Regions from separate parts of the Homo sapiens genome. Here region 1 is linked to region 2. A link is an interaction called in ENCODE POLR2A ChIA-PET data of the cell type or tissue named here. Cell type or tissue: HepG2. All regions are shown on one strand.

The links. Peaks named below come from ENCODE experiments on the same cell type or tissue, not always from the same donor. Only the 100,000 strongest peaks of a DNase experiment are listed, where the experiment ranks them.
Region 1: POLR2A ChIA-PET joins it to region 2 with 5 read pairs; 7 of 35 experiments call an interaction of 5 or more read pairs at or near these places.

Annotation. Positions count from the first base shown.
Region 1 is chr7:23,516,684-23,524,683 of GRCh38, reverse strand. TRA2A (transformer 2 alpha homolog) reads left to right here. Exons shown (of 8, transcript NM_013293.5): 2 at 2,844-2,977. Among named protein-coding and RNA genes, the nearest start is that of TRA2A, 11 kb to the left of the region's middle. In HepG2, a CTCF peak has its summit at 3,937 (motif pointing right); no DNase peak of the experiment used is centred here.
Region 2 is chr7:23,331,363-23,339,362 of GRCh38, reverse strand. All of the region lies in intron 10 of IGF2BP3 (insulin like growth factor 2 mRNA binding protein 3), which reads left to right. Among named protein-coding and RNA genes, the nearest start is that of MALSU1, 36 kb to the right of the region's middle. RefSeq lists a silencer at 3,399-3,693. In HepG2, no CTCF peak of the experiment used is centred here; DNase peaks (open chromatin) are centred at 2,332 and 4,552.

The DNA.
Region 1 (8,000 bases), 190 kb before region 2:
CATAGTGACAACTTTGTAGCTAGGAGTTAGAGACAGCTAAGAGGACTGTTTTTAGCTTAGATGTTTCCATGAAGAAATTTGTGCAGACTGAGATTTCCTCTGAGATAAAAAGAAAGAAGGGCAGACAACAAAGGAGGTTAGGTATTTGTGACACCTTTGATAATAAAAAGCAAAGCTTCTTTTAAAATAAATCTGATGTTGGCCGGGCGCGGTGGCTCACACCTGTAATCCCAGCACTTTGGGAGGCTGAGGCGGGCAGATCACTAGAGGTCAGGAGTTTGAGACCAGCCTGGCCAACATGGGAAAACCCCATCTCTATTAAAAATACAAAAATTAGCCAGGCAAGGTGGTGCATGCCTGTAATCCCAGCTGCTCAGGAGGCTGAGGCAGGAGAATCACTTGAACCCAGGAGGTGGAGGTTGCAGTGAGCCTAGATCGCACCATTACACTCCAGCCTGGGTGACAGAATGAGACTCCTCCTTCTTAAAATAAATAAGCTAACATCTCTTAAAAAGACATTCTATCATACCATAATGCTTTGTTGCTACTCCAAAACTGGGATTTAAAATTGGAATTTTAAGATGTTACTGAATTATCTTGTTTACTTTAATAAAAGGTTTTTATTTCCATCCTAGTAAAATTAAAGAATTGTAGTGTTTTACAGAGCAAAGCCTCCTGTGTATGTTTGAGAAGGACTGTAGCAGCGTTCGTAGATAATAATCCAGCTATTGCTATTCAACAGTAGCATAAATGAATGTTATGTCACAGGGTCTGTTTTGTGGAAAGGAAAGCCAAAAGAGAAGAGGGGAAGATACTCTTATGAGTTTGATTAATGAACCAGTCTGTGAAACTTAAATTACAAGCAAATTAGCCATGCCTTTTTTTATAAGATACTGAATATGCTGCTTTCATAGTTTCAGTGAATGAAAAAGCCCAGATTGCTATGCCTGCTCCAGACATCTGTTGAGTGGTTTAGAGTATCTGAGATGCAGTGAAAGACTTGTAGGTAGCTAAATGGGAAAGGTTGGTATTGAGCTGAAAGGTAGCTGTGTATTTCAGTTTTGTTTTTATCTGAAAGAAAATGACCAGGTGGCATTTGTACAGTTCTTGATAAATAAGTCTTGACATTAAACTTGAAGCAAAGGAAAAGTTTTCAGAAAGCTGTTTGAGTTGTGTGATAGTCTTAAGGCATAAATAAATTGGTGTGAAATTACTTCTGTGAAATTGAGATAATTATTTACACTGATAATCAAGGCTTAACTGGACACAGAAACCAAGCTGTCCATCCTGTTTTGATCATAAGTGCCTCATATCTGTGCAGTTAAAAAAAACAAGCTTATGATCAGTAAGTTATTTTATTTGGAATGCTTTGATTTACACCCAATTTTTTCAGAAACCCATCACTTTTTGGATATAGAATATAGTCACTGAAGGGAGTACCAGTATACATAAATGCATAAATTATGTAAAAACTGAACATAATTCTAAAGAGATGGAATCAAAGATAAAGACTATGATATAAATTTTGTACCTTCTTGCACATTGTGGTATGTCGTGGATAATAGAGCATTTTAAAGTGATCTGGTTGCAAAAATGTGTATATCAGGAATTAATAAGCTAATGGGGAAATTTTAAGAATTTCATGCTTATTAGTTTTTTCGGTATGTTTGTCTTCAGAACATATTTTAAGTCAGAATGAGCAAAGATAGTAGTCAAAGTTGGGAGAAGGTGTAATTTTACTGATTTTTTTCTTTTTGACTTATTTGAACCTTGACATGTGCTATGGGTGAGTTTAGATAGGTGTGTACAAATATTTCAGCCTGGGATGCCTTGCTCTAACTATATCTTGATTTCTTAGCATGACTTAGTGAAAGCTTATTTTTAAGAATCTTCAGATTATAAAGTAGTGAAAATTTAACACTTAGGTGGGGGGAAATTATAGTTGTTAGATTTATATTTGAATTATATTAAAATTGCTCACATTTTAGGAACTAGAATGAAACATGGGAGGAGGGTGAAGAGTATGGTTTAAAAAGCATTTAGAGAAATTTAGTAAATTCTCTTTGTTAGAAACTAGAGTTTTGAACAATTTTAAAGACTATAAAATTGTTTTTTTTTTTTTTTTTTAAATAAACTAGTTACTTGCACTTTACCTGCTGGCTTTTCCATTTGGTAGATAACATTCTGAACTCCAGCAGAGTTTTATAATCCCCACGTGCTTAAATATACTAAATGTTCTTTTTCCATTAAGGTTAATGTTCGTGAAGAAATTGAAGAGTTTTTTCCAAGAATGTGGAAGATAAATCAAGATAAAAGAAGGCTAATGAAAAGTATTAAAGATCAGAAAATTAAAATTGAATGGGGGAAAAAATTGAACAGAAGATTGGTCAGATAGAAGCACTTGAATATTTTTTTAAGGCTATTTTGAATTGTTTGAATTGGGGAAGAATACACGAAGTATGAAAAATGAAAAACTCAATGAAGAATGAAGAGAAGTAGAAAGCAAGAGTGAAGTAGAATTAAAAGAATCTGGAAGAATGAATGGGTCCTAGGTTAAGTAAATGTATGGTTTATGTTCCAGTGTCTGTATGATCAAGTTGTAGATGAATTTGCATGATTACTTAGTTAATAGAGAATTGGTGATCTGGTTCAAGTAGGGAATTATTGAGGACAGTTAGCAGTATTAACAGTGGGTTATTATTGAGCTGAAATTTTTTCTGGAGGGTGTTGTCTAACCATTTGTTTTTCAGGAGCAATCAATATAAATAATTACGGTACTTTAAATGTTAGGTGTTAGGCATCTACATGACCAGTGCCATTTGTAATACTGTCTTCTTTGTTAGGAGTCTCGCTCTCAGTCAAAATCTCCAACGGGAACTCCTGCTCGTGTAAAATCGGAGAGCAGGTCAGGATCTCGTAGTCCATCAAGGGTTTCCAAACACTCTGAATCCCATTCTCGATCAAGATCAAAATCCAGGTAAGTGTGTTTAAGATAATACTTAAAATATTCTTCTGGGGTTTTTGAGGACAAAGCAGTTGTTGGCTGCATTTTGTGTAGAAATTTCACGAAAGACTCAAAATTATAGTTTTTCTCAGACTGCTCTTTGTAAATGAATACTATATCCCAGACAAAGACTTGGAAGTATGGCTTGAGCCCAGGAGTTCCAGGCTGCATTGATTGCACCACTGCACCACAGCCTGGGTGCCAGGGAGACCCTATCTCTGAAAAAATAAGAAATCAATACTAAAATCATCTCCCAGCCCAATTAATATATTGGATAGTTGCAACCAGTACAAATTATGTGTATATAGCCATCAATTTAAATGTGTTTGGCATTTGATAATTAGTGTCTGGTTTCTATGCCAACAATATTTGCACAACAAAAAGGCGGTTTTCTGCATTGGAGTCTCACATGTAATTTAATGCAGAGAAAGTTGATGTGTGTATGCTATGCTGGTTGGTCAGAACGATTGAGAAGCATTTTTAGGATTTACATTCCAGCTACATTTTTATCTGAAGATTCTGACTCTGTCCAGCGTAGAGCTCTGGTGAGATGTAATTGGGCGGAAAAGTCCTTAGCTGATTTGGAGTCCCACCACCATGGATAACAGAAACGCAATAGTGAACCAATGCAAAGTTCACTGTCAAATGCCCCAGGTGTACTGAGGTGGGATAAAAAGTTTTAAGACAGGCTGGGTGCAGTGGCTCACACCTGTAATACCAACACTTTGGGAAGCCGAGGTGGGTAGATAACTTGAGGTCAGGAGTTTTAGACCAGCCTGGGCAACATGGTGAAACCCTGCCTCTACTACAAATACAAAAATTAGCTGGGCGGGGTGGCGGGCACCTGTAGTCCCAGCTACCTGGGAGGCTTAGGCAGGAGAATCGCTTGAACCCAGGAGGCGGAGGTTGCAGTGAACCAAGAGATGGCGCCAGTGCACTCCACCCTGGGTGACAGAGAGACTCTTTCTTTTTAAAAAAAAAAAAAAAAAAAAAAAATTTAAAACAGCCTGACCAGTTAGCTTACGTCCTTGTCATTTCTTGGGTGGAGGGATAGATTTTATGTCTTTGAATAGTCTACTTGCAAAGGGGCATGAGACAGAAAAATCAGTTAAAAGGCTGTCCTTTTCTTGGGGTTAGCAACCATACTGTTTTCTGTTACAGCAAGGGTCTAGCCCGGTGCTTGATTACTTACTACTCAGTTATTAAATTTATTATGTGCAGAATAGCACTGGCTAGAATTTGAGCTTAGAAATAGAAAGGAGCATGTTTTTGCCTTAGGGCCTTTGCATTTGCCACCTTCAACCTAGAACGTTTTTCTCCTGTCTCATTTCATTTGTCACCTGAGAACATTGTTATTCACATATCCATTATTCCCTTACTCTTAATTTTTTTATGTTGTCACTGTCTGATTTAAAAAAAATAGAGACTCCTGAAGAGTTTCTTGTTTGTTTTTGTTTTTGTTTTGAGATGGAGTCTCGCTCTGTTGCCCAGCCTGCAGTGCAGTGGCACGATCTTGGCTCACTGCAACCTCCACCTCCCGGGTTCAAGCAGTTCTCCTGCCTCAGCCTCCCGAGTAGCTGGGATCACAGGCACCTGGCTAATTTTTTGTATTTTTAGTAGAAACGAGGTTTCACCATGTTGGCCAGGCTGGTCTTGTACTCCTGCCTCAGGTGATCCGCCCACCTCGGCCTCCCAAAGTGTTGGGATTACAGGCGTGAGCCACTGCGCCCAGCTGGAAGAATTTTATTGTCTCACTTTCATTGCTGTTTAAAAGTAATAATTGATGTTTTAAATTAAGGATTTTCTTACTTTTTTTTCTTCATTTTAAAAATTGGAACTGTAAATTGGTGCTAGCTAAAATGGGAAATATCAACTCTTCTAGCGTTATTGTTCACCTATTGTGTTTCATAAGGTCTTTCCTCATTAGTTTTATTCCTGTATTCCATATCCTCACTTTGTAAAATCGTGCAAAAAAATTTTGCTTGATTACTTAGTTAACAGAAAATGGGTGATCTGGTTCAAGTAGGGAATTACTGAGGACAGTTAGCAGTATCAACAATGGGTTATTATTGAGCTGAAAAAAAGTAGAGACTGTTGAAGAGTTTGTTTGTTTGTTTGTTTTTTGAGATGGAGTCTTGCTCTCTTGCCCAGGCTGGAGTGCAGTGGTGTGATCTTGGCTCACTGCAACCTCCACCTCCTGGGTTCATTGAGTACCGTATAGAAGGTATTTTATATGACTGTCATCACTGCTGGTCTGTGTCAGTTTAGTTAAGGGTGGGTCATTAGTCTTTTTTTTGAAGACGGAGTCTCACTCTGTCGCCAGGCTGGAGTACAGTGGCCTCACTGCAATGTCTGCCTCTCTGGTTCAAGTGATTCTCTTGCCTCAGCCTCCCGAGTAGCTGGGATTACAGGCACACGCCACCAACACCCAGCTAATTTTTTGTATTTTTAATAGAGACGGGGTTTTATCATGTTAGCCACGATGGTCTCGATCTCCTGACCTTGTGATCTGCCTGCCTCGGCCTCCCAAAGGGCTGGGATTACAGGCGTGAGCCACCGTGCCCGGCCTGTCGGATTAGTCTTACAGGCAAAGAAAGGACTGCAAGCAACTGGGAATTAGAGCAACTGGGAACTAGAAAAGCAGCAGTAGACAAGTGAAATGTTATAGAAAGCATCAATAAGTAAAGGCTTAGGCTGAGTGTGGTGGCTCATGCCTATAACCCCAGCACTTTGGGAGCACAAGGAGGGGTGGATCACTTGAGGTCAGGAGTTCTAGACCATCCTGGCCAACATGTTGAGACCCCGTCTCTACTAAAAATACAAAAAATTTGCCAGGTGTGGTGGCACAGGCCCGTAGTTCCCAGGAACTCGGGAGGCTGAGGCAGGAGAATCGCTTGAACCCAGGAAGTGGAGGTTGCAGTGAGCCAAGATCAGGCCACTGCACACTCCAGTCTGGGTGACAGAGTGAGATTCTGTCTCAAGAAGGGGGAAAAAAAAAAAAAAACAAGAAATGAAGACTCAGAAATGTTACCAGTTTTGGGCTGGGCACGGTGGCTCATGCCTGTAATCCCAGTGCTTTGGGAGGCTGAGGTGGGTGGATCACAAGGTCAGGAGTTCGAGACCAACCTGGCCAACATGGTGGAAACCCCGTCTCTACTAAAAACACAAAAATTAGCTGGGCATGCTGGCAAGTGCCTGTAATCCCAGCTACTTGGGAGGCTGAGGCAGGAGAATCACTTGAACCCAGAAGGCGGAGGTTGCAGTGAGCTGAGATTGTGCCATTGCACTCCAGCCTGGGTGAAGAAGTGAGACTCTGTCTCCAAAAAAAGAAATGTTACCAGTTTTGATGGGCATTTAGGTGGTTGTTGAATTAGTTTAGCAGATACTAGATTGCAGCAGGCTAAAGAAGAATTGGAAATGGAAATGATACTTAGCAGAGAGGGGAATGTAGAACTTTATGGGCCAGGCACACTGGCTTAATTGGGGAGGTCGAGGTGGGCAAATTGCTTGAACAGGACTTCAAGACCAGCCTGGGCAACATGGCGAAACCCTGTCACTACAGAAAATATAAAAATTAGCCAGGCATGGTGGTGCATGCCTGTAGTCCTAGCTGTCTGGGAAGCTGAGGTGGAAGAATTTCTTGAGCCTGGGAGAGAGAGGTTGCAGTGAGCTGAGATCATGCCACTGCACTCCAGCCTGGGCGACAAAGAACTATATGGAGAAAGTAGCAGAAAATCAAAAAGGATTTTGTTTGTTTGTTTGTTTGTTGAGACAGAGTTTTGTGCTTGTTCCCAGGCTGGAGTGCAGTGGCACGATCTCAGCTCACTGCAGCCTCCACCTCCCGGGTTCAAGTGATTCTCGTGCCTCAGCCTCCCAAGTAGCTGGGATGACAGGTGTGCGCCACCACGCCCAGCTAATTTTTGTATTTTTAGTAGAGACAGGGTTTTACCATGTTGGCGAGGATGGTCTCGATCTCTTGACCTCGTAATCTGCCTGCCTCGGCCTCCCAAAGTACTGGGATTACAGGCATGAGCCACTGCGCCCAGCCTGATTTTTTTTGTTTTGTTTTGTCTTTGTTTCTGTTTTTTTTTTTAAAATAGAAGTGTGGAGTCTTGCTATGTTGCCTGGGCTAGACTTGTCCTCCTGGGCCCAAGTGATTTTTCTTTCTTTCTCTCTTTTTTTTTTTTTTTTTTTTTTTTTTTGAGACGTAGTCTTGCTCTGTCGCCCAGGCTGGAGTACGGTGGCACAATCTCAGCCCACTGCAAGCTCCGCCTTCTGGGTTCGCGCCATTTCCTGCCTCAGCCTCCCAAGTAGCTGGGACTACAGGTGCCCGCCACCATGCCCAGCTAATTTTTTGTATTTTTAGTAGAGGGGTTTCACCATGTTAGCCAGGATGGTCTCGATCTCCTGACCTCGTGATCCGCCCGCCTCGGCCTCACAAGTTGCTGGGATTACAGGCATGAGCCACCGTGCCCGGCCCCAAGTGATTTTTCTTGCTTCATCTTTCCATGTAGCTGGGAACATAAGCACACATCACTGCACTTAGCTAAGAATCAAAGGATTTATTTATTTATTTGAGACAGAGTCTCGTTCTGTTACCATGCTGGAGTGCGGTGGCGCAATCTCGGCTTGCAACCTCTGCCTCCTGGGTTCAAGCGATTCTCCTGCCTCAGCCTCCCAAGTAGCTGGAATTACAGGTGCCTGCCACCACACCTGGCTAATTTTTGTATTTTTAGTAGAGACGAGGTTTCAACATGTTGGCCAGGATGGTCTTGATCTCTTGATCTCGCGATCTGCTCGCGTCGGCCTCCCAAAGTGCTGGGATTACAGGCATGAGCCACCGCACCCGGCCACGATTTTATTTTATAGCAATAGTGGGTTTTTGTTTTTTGTTTTTTTTTTGTTTTTTAAAAGAAGATGGGGCCTTAACATTTTTGTAAGGTTAGGTGAAAAGGGTGAATGTAGAGGGGCTTGACTGAGAAGAGTGGAAGATGTA
Region 2 (8,000 bases):
ATCATATTAAGAACTTATATTTCTCCAGCACTTCTACAGTCTTAAATGTCTGAATGACTTAAATCAGTGGCAGTTTTGTTTTAAGAATGGGAGGAGGAGGTCGGTGATGTTTACTTAAATAAAAGTTGAGCCAAGAGTAAATGTAAGGAAGATGTCACTGGAATAGGTCATCTTGCTTCTCCTGTCATTTAAGCTAAATCAAATAGGTGCAATTAGAAGGAGCAAATGAGAACAGAAGTTGCAGAAGCTGCCAACAGTAAAAACACTGCCACAGGGCAAGAGCTGCAAAGATGTAACAGTCTGGTGGTTTCAAGGACAGGCAAAGGAAATTCGCATTCTTAAAGGAATACAACAACATGGACAGTCTTAACAATCTGTGTTCTTTGCAGAATTCCAGTGGATATTTTATTCTACATGTGTTCCAGGCAGTGATACAATGGAGTTCTCAACTTTATAACTGAATATTTTCCTAAATCATTTATCCAAATCATATATTTCCCTAAATCATATATTACTGTTTTTATTTCTTATTTTACATTGATTGACAATCTGTAAAGTTCAGCATTAATTATTCCCTGCCTTAAGGGGAAAAAAATGTTTTTCCCATACTTAAATTATAATTATCCCAGACAATTTGAATGAAAATCCCTGGGGGTAGGGGTGAGGCAAAGGTATCAATTTTGAAAGCTCCCGAGATGACTCCAATGTGTAGCCAAGGCTAACAACAACTGTTTGATTAGTTAAGAACTTGTGTCCCACTTAAATAAATAAAAATCTCAGTGGGAGCAGGTGGAAGCTCAAAAATGTGTAGTTTCATAAAGGTCATCAGGAGTTTTATGCTACCCGTTTATTGTCAGGAACTGTTCTTTTCAAGAGATGGGGACTCACTATGTTGCCCAGGCTGGAATTGAACTCCTGGGTGCAAGTGATCCTCCCACCTCTGACTCCCAAGTAGCTGGGACTACAGGCACACACCATCACGCCCAGCTAAGAACTTCTGTTCTACAAAGAATGTTTACTAGTCTTTGGAGGGGCGCTTCAATGTTGAAAAGAACAGTTTCTATCAGTACCAATTGCAAGGGAGAAAAAGTTCAGGATAAGCACAAATACATACTAGTTGTGTATATCCCTTTTTCTACCTTGTTCTATGCTTTGAAGAGTGAAAAAAAACTCACCTCTTTCTCTCTGGACCACCTGCCATCCCAACTCGTAGGAAATATCATGCCAAAAACCTCTGTGGGATGTTGCCGTTATGTCTGTTTTTACCCTTCTAACTCTATTTTGGCATACTACATGTATCAGGATTAGGTTTGGGTATGTATTGTTACTAGAAAAAAAAATGGCTTAAATTCGTTTTCCTTTTTCATGAGAAGAGTTCAAGGGTAGACAATCCAAGGCTGGAAGTGGTTCCACCATATCCTTCAGGACTGGTGCTTCTATCTGCCTTGTGTGCCATTCCCTGGCCCAGGATAACTGCTCAAGCTCCAACTATTGGGTCTGTTTCCAGCCAACAAGAAGGATAAAGGATTGCTGGATGTGGTGACAGACACCTGTAGTCCCAGCTACTGGGGAGGCGGAGGTGGGAGGATTGCTTGAGCCCAGGAATTTCAGTCCAGCCTGGGCAATGTGGTGAGACCTCATTTCAAACTGAAAAAAGGATAAAGGATCAAAATTGGCAGCATCCTTATTTAAGGACACTGCCTGAGGATAGCTTTTCATACTTCTGTTTGCCTCATGTTGGCCAGAACATACCACTGGCTGTGTCTAGCTGCAAGAGAAGCTGGGAGACAATCCCTGTGTGAGGGCAGCAATGTGCCCATTAAACACAGGATCTGTTACTAAAGGAAAATACATGTTGGGGACAGCTATTTGTCTGCTTCACTGGATTTGGCACTATTGCCTGTTAAAGGAGCCTCCCAGAGCCTGGAAGAGAGGAAGCAAGCTTTTAAGTTCTCTCAAAAAGCAGAATCTAAATTCTGGAGGAGAAAATTCCATATTCCAGATTCCCATTCCTGTGGTTATTTTCATCTAAATAAAGAGAAAACACCATTATTCAGAAAATCATATTGTCCCTGGATACAATTAGAGTAAATTCTACTTTCAAACAGCTGCTAGGCAATTTTCTGGCTTAATGTTCAGGGGAACAATTCTTTAACAAGTGTTGTTTGAGTATATAACTTCAAGTTGCAGGGGGTGGGGGGTGGTTGCAAGTACTCAGTTGGAATAGCTTTGCCTTCACTATTTTTAGACTTTGTTCTTTTTCTAAACCGAAATCACTAATACTTAACTATTTTGTGTACCTAGTGGTCACCACTTTTTGAAATACAAATAAACTATTGTTTTTAAAGGCAGTAAATTTCCCAAAGCTTTACCAGTTTCTTTGCTTATCATTGCTTCTTTTTTTTTTTTCTTTTGGAGACAGAGTCTTGCCCTGTCACCCAGGGTGGAGTGTGGTGGCGCAATCTCGGTTCACTGCAAACTCCGCATCCTGGGTTCAAGTGATTCTCATACCTCAGCCTCCCGAGTAGCTGGGATTACAAGTGCGCAGCACCATGCCTGGTTAATTTTTGTATTTTTATTAGAGACAGGGTTTTACCATGTTTGCCAGGCTGGTCTCGAATTCCTGACCTCAAGTGATCCACCCATCTCGGCCTCCCAAAGTGCTGGGATTACAGACGTGAGCCACTGCAGCCGGCCTATTCTTTAGCAAGAAAAATGAAGCCAAAAAGAAGCAATGATAACAACCAGGCGTTGCGATGAGCCGAGGAGGTGGAGGTTGCAATGAGCCGAGATCGTGCCACTGCACTCCCGCCTGGGTGACTAAGCAAGACTCTGTCTCAAAAAAAAAGAAGAGAAAAAAAGAACATACTGTTTTATGTTTGTGAGGGTCTATGATGTTATTTAAAAAAAAAAAAAAATGGTTTAGAAAGTTAAAGATGGACGGGCATTTTGCTCTCAGCACTTTTAAACTGTTCCTGAACTGCATTCTGGTATCTATACTTGCTGATGAGAAGCTTGCTGTTCCTTTGAAGCTATCACAGATTACGTACTAAGATCGTGTTTATCCTTGATGTCTTGTAGGTTAACAGTGAACTTCTGCTTTTATTTTAAATGTATATTGCCTGTCAAGAAGTAGGTTTTGATGGCTAAATGTTTCAAATAATTTTTTTTTTTTAATATATACTACTTCCTTTTTCTTTTAGAATTGTTGCATTTCTCTACTCATGTTTTCTCATTCCTGCTTTGTAGCATGAAAGTAGAAATGATGCATCTCTTCTTTGGATAAATCCCTTGCCTCTATTCCATTCTAGAACTTTGCCTACTAGTTCCCCCACAATATTCTCTTCTTCCCAGAACTTGCCAGGTTGAGTCTCCCCAGAGCCAAAGAGTTGGTTCTTCCAACAGACAAAAAGTCTCTAGTTCCTGCCTAGCAGCTGGCTCGTACAGTACTTAACTGGCAAACTTCGAGTTTATAAATGACAGGAAACGCGCCTTTCAGAAATGCTCAAACAGTAGGGAAGAAGGAATTGGCAGCTAGTGAAGCAGAGCAAGAGCTGGAATTGGCATAGTGCGTGTCGCCTTAGCTGGATGGTCTTGGCAGCATACAGTTGGATTGGCAGAAGTAATCCCAAGGGCTGCTGGCTTCAGTTTTGATAGCCTCTTTGGAGTCTTCTCAGAAGTCTCCAAAATGATAGTGTAATCTTAAAATGGCTAGCTTTCTGCTTATGAAAGAGGCAAGAGAGATTAGCACTTTTTTAGGCTTAAGGTACTCTTTAAGAAACAAAGGGCCAGGCGCGGTGGTTTATGCCTGTAATCCCAGCACTTTGGGAGGCCAAGGTAAGAGGATTGCTTGAGATCAGGCTGGGCAACATAGGGAGAACTCTGTCTCTACAAAAAAAAAAAAACTTTTTTAGATTAGCCGGGGGTGGTGGCCTTTGCCTATCCCAGCTACTTGGAAGGCTAAAGTAGGAAGATCACCTGAGCCCAGGGAGGTCAAGGCTGCAGTGATCCGTGATTGAGCCACTGCACTCCAGCCTGGGTGACAGAGTGAGACCTTGTCCAAAAAAAAAAAAATTATGAGTTGGAAGGAATTTTTTAAATCAGATGAGTGTTTCAGGGAGTCTCTTAGTCTTCCTCCTTAAGATTTCTCACAGTGGGTGCAACTCTTTTGTTGGTAAACAATTTCTAAGTAAGTAACTCACTGTGCACATTTATTATCTCTGAGAAGCCTTGGTTATCTAGTTATGGTGAAAAACTTTCTTTGCCTTTTTTTTTTTTTTTTTTTTTTTAATGTTAAAGACTTCAATATTTTGTTCAGGTCATGGAGTTGAGTAAACTTAGTTTCAGTTCCAGACCAAAATCCATTTAAAAACAACAACAAAAAAACCCAGGAGTATCTATTTTACAAGCCAAAGGGAAACCGTGGCATCCTTCCAGGTACCTGGAGGCTGATCATGTTGGCTGACATGCATGTCTCCATGCCTTTGTGATGTCTTAGATTTTGTCCCCCACAAAGTAAATACACTTAACCTTACTGTTTGCTCATACTTGTATGTCTTCACGATAGATGATTAGGAATTACTCATTGGCAGACTTCACCAGTTATGCAAACTTTCAGTTGAGCAGCTTTGTTCTTCTGTTATTTCAAGCCGTAGTTGAGAGTCTGCCAAGAAGTCCAAAGGAAGTTTTGCCGATAGGCATCTGGCACAAATCCATTGGGAAGCAGCTTATGTCCTGTGAACATCCTTCAGTCCCAAAGAATGTATCCAAGAAAAGGTTCAGACAATGCAACTAGACCTTAACTTAAATGGAAGGAATGTGTAACAAGACTGGGTAACGCTAATGGGCCTTTTCCAACCTAGGTCTCATAGACTTAAATTCAGGTGAAAAAGGCTTATAACTTTTGCTCTGCCTGCTGAGTTTTGCAAGTAAAAATTTAAATTATCTGCCTATTTGGGGTGTCCAAATCCTGACACAGGCTTGTTCTAGCATAGGCTTATTTTAGTCTCGATTTCTTTTCTTTTTTATTTTTTGAGACAGAGTCTCGCTCTGTTGCCCAGGCTCTGGAGTGCAGTGTCATGATCTTGGCTCACTGTAACCTCCACCTCCCAGATTCGAGCGATTCTCCTGCCTCAGCCTCCTGAGTAGCTGGAATTACAGTCACGTGCCCAGCTAATTTTTGTACTTTTAGTAGAGATGGGGTTTCATCATATCAGCCCAGCTGGTCTCGAACTCCTGACCTCAAGGGATCCGCCCGCCTCAGCCTTCCAAAGTGCTGGGAGTACAGGCGTGAACCACAGCACCCGGCTCATGGCTTATTCTGAATCCCATATAAGAATGAAGTGTACCAGAGAGCCAATTTAATGATTGGCAAAAGTTGACAGCATATTTATGTGAGCTGCCTTACATTCCCAGAGGAAAATTTTCTTGAAAAGTAATCTTTGGTTAAGAAGATGCTTCATGGATAGGAAATTGGAGCAAAGGGAATTGGACGACGTTCAGAAATGTCTTCACCAAGCCTCAGACATCTGATGAGTCAACTTTTCTTCAAGACATGATTGCCAACAGCACACATCATTGTCTGTCATTCTAGGGCAGCATCTCCTGGTGTGGAAAAACACTTAGTTTGCTTCTAACTCTGCTGCTTCTATTTGACAAGTTCTGTTGCTTCTGTTTTCATTCCAGGATAGGACATTTTAAAGTCTACACATTGATTCTTCATGTATGTGCCCTTTTTTTCTGTTACATTTTGGTCCTTTTGACCCTTATCTACTGGCCACTATTCCTTTTCCAAAGCTTCACACAACATTTCTCTTAAGTTTATGCTTAAGCTTCATTTTGGGTTTGTTATTTCTCATCAGCAAAACAAGAACATGGACAGCCCTTCATCACTATGTCAGAAAGATAACTTTGTTTTTGTTTCTCACAACAGCAGCCTTGGACGTGTTCCAGGCTAAGACACATGCATGTTCGGGCCAGGCTTTCACTCTGAGGAGGATGCTGCTACATTAGTGTTCTCTGGGGATATTTAGGAATTGCTCTCTGAAACCAGTACCAGGAATAGTCATTTTTTAATAAGTAAATGAATAGTTTTTCTCTCATAGTCATGGGAAATCATGCAACTAACTTTTTAAAAAATTAGCTGCGAGGAAGCTTAAAGCCAGATTTGTATAACAGCATTTTTGGCTTCATCTTATCTTGAGTGTTCAGTTCCCTATGCTCTTATTTCTTCACCTCCTTTGTTTTATCTTTACAGATTATGTGTATTTTATAAGCAGCATAAAATTCTTTTTGGAACAAAGCCCAGGAAACAAATAATTACACAGTCATGACAAAATACTGTGGGGTAAATCTGGGAAAGTTACACATTAGGTTTAGTTTGACCATTGAAAAGGTCTTTATCACCACCAGCTTCCCCCAAGTATATTGTTCAGAAGAACATAATACGGACATTCTTAGTGAGATAAAATATTTAGATCCCACCCTTAATTTTTTTTAAAATGGTCAAGATTAACTTAATGGTCTTGATACAAGGACCAGAATGATGAAGTAATGCTAACATTGAGCACAGTTGATAGTCAGTGTTGGCATTAATTCACTTGGTCTATCCAGTTATAAAATAAAAAAGGCCATAAAGGGATAAATGACACATGGTAATTGTGTGACACACTGGGGGCTGTGAGTTATATAGTATCTTCCAAAGAGAGATGCTGTTCTTCTGACTTAAATAGTGAAGAATGAAATAATTTTATTTTGTGTTCTTTGTTGGTGAAGAGAAACAGAAGTGATCTGGCCAAGCTGTGCAGGACAGGCCCCTAACACAAATCTCCACATAATAGTTTAGTAGGAAGGCAAGTCTTCTTCTGATGTATGTGTTCTAAAAATGCTGAATAGCCAGAAGGGAGATTTCATTTAGCTAACAGCTATATTAATACTTGCAGTGTGTTACATTATCCTAGAAAACATGGAGTATGCCAGAGAACTTTGCCAAGTTGTAAACAATATGGTACAAATTTAGTACATCTGTTTATACAGGTGCTGAAGAAACAAATGATTAGAGATGGGTGGGTGATTAGAGATGATGAATTGAATTTTGGGTTAACTCTTACATAAATAAGAGGTACATGATGGGGATTGAAGATATAAAGGAAGAGACAATAGAGTTTAAGTGATTTTCATTTGTAGGAAACTAGTTGATATGGTTTGGCTGTGTCCCCACCCAAATCTCATCTTGAATTGTAATTCCCACTTGTCAGTGGGAGGTGATTGGATCATGGGGGCGGATTTCCCCCTTGCTGTTCTTGTGATAGTGAGTTCTCATGAAATCTAAGGGTTTAAAGGTGTGACACTTGCCCCATCCCTTACTCTCTCTCTCTCCCTCCTGCCGCCAAGTAAGACGTACCTTGTTACCCATTTGTCTTCCGCCACGATTGTAAGTTTTTTGAGGCCTGCCCAGCCAACTGAGTCAATTAAACTCCTTTTTTTTTTCTTTTTTTTTTTTTTCTGAGACAGTTTCGCTCTGTCACCCAGGCTGGAGTGCAGTGGCACAATCTCAGCTCACTGCAACCTCTGCCTCCCAGGTTCAAGCAGTTCTCCTGCCTCAGCCTCCCGAGTAGCTGGGACTACAGGCACACGCCACCACGCCCAGCTAATTTTTGTATTTTCAGTAGAGACGGGGTTTCACCATGTTGCCCAGGTTGGTCTCGAACTCCTGACCTCAGGTGATCCACCCACCTTGGCCTTCCAAAGTGTTAGGATTACAGGGGTGAGTCTAAACTCCTTTTCTTTATAAATTACCCATTCTTGGGTAGTTCTTTTTTTGTTTGTTTTTTGTTTTTGTTTTTGAGACAGAGTCTCACTCTGTCTCATCTGTACACACCCATCTTATGCACGTTTAAGATACTTTGCAACTTAAAAGTTTCAATTCCTTTATCTTCACCTGACAGTTATTTAGCTATATCTGAAGGTGCTTTATAAAGATTTTCAGAAAGTTCAGTTTT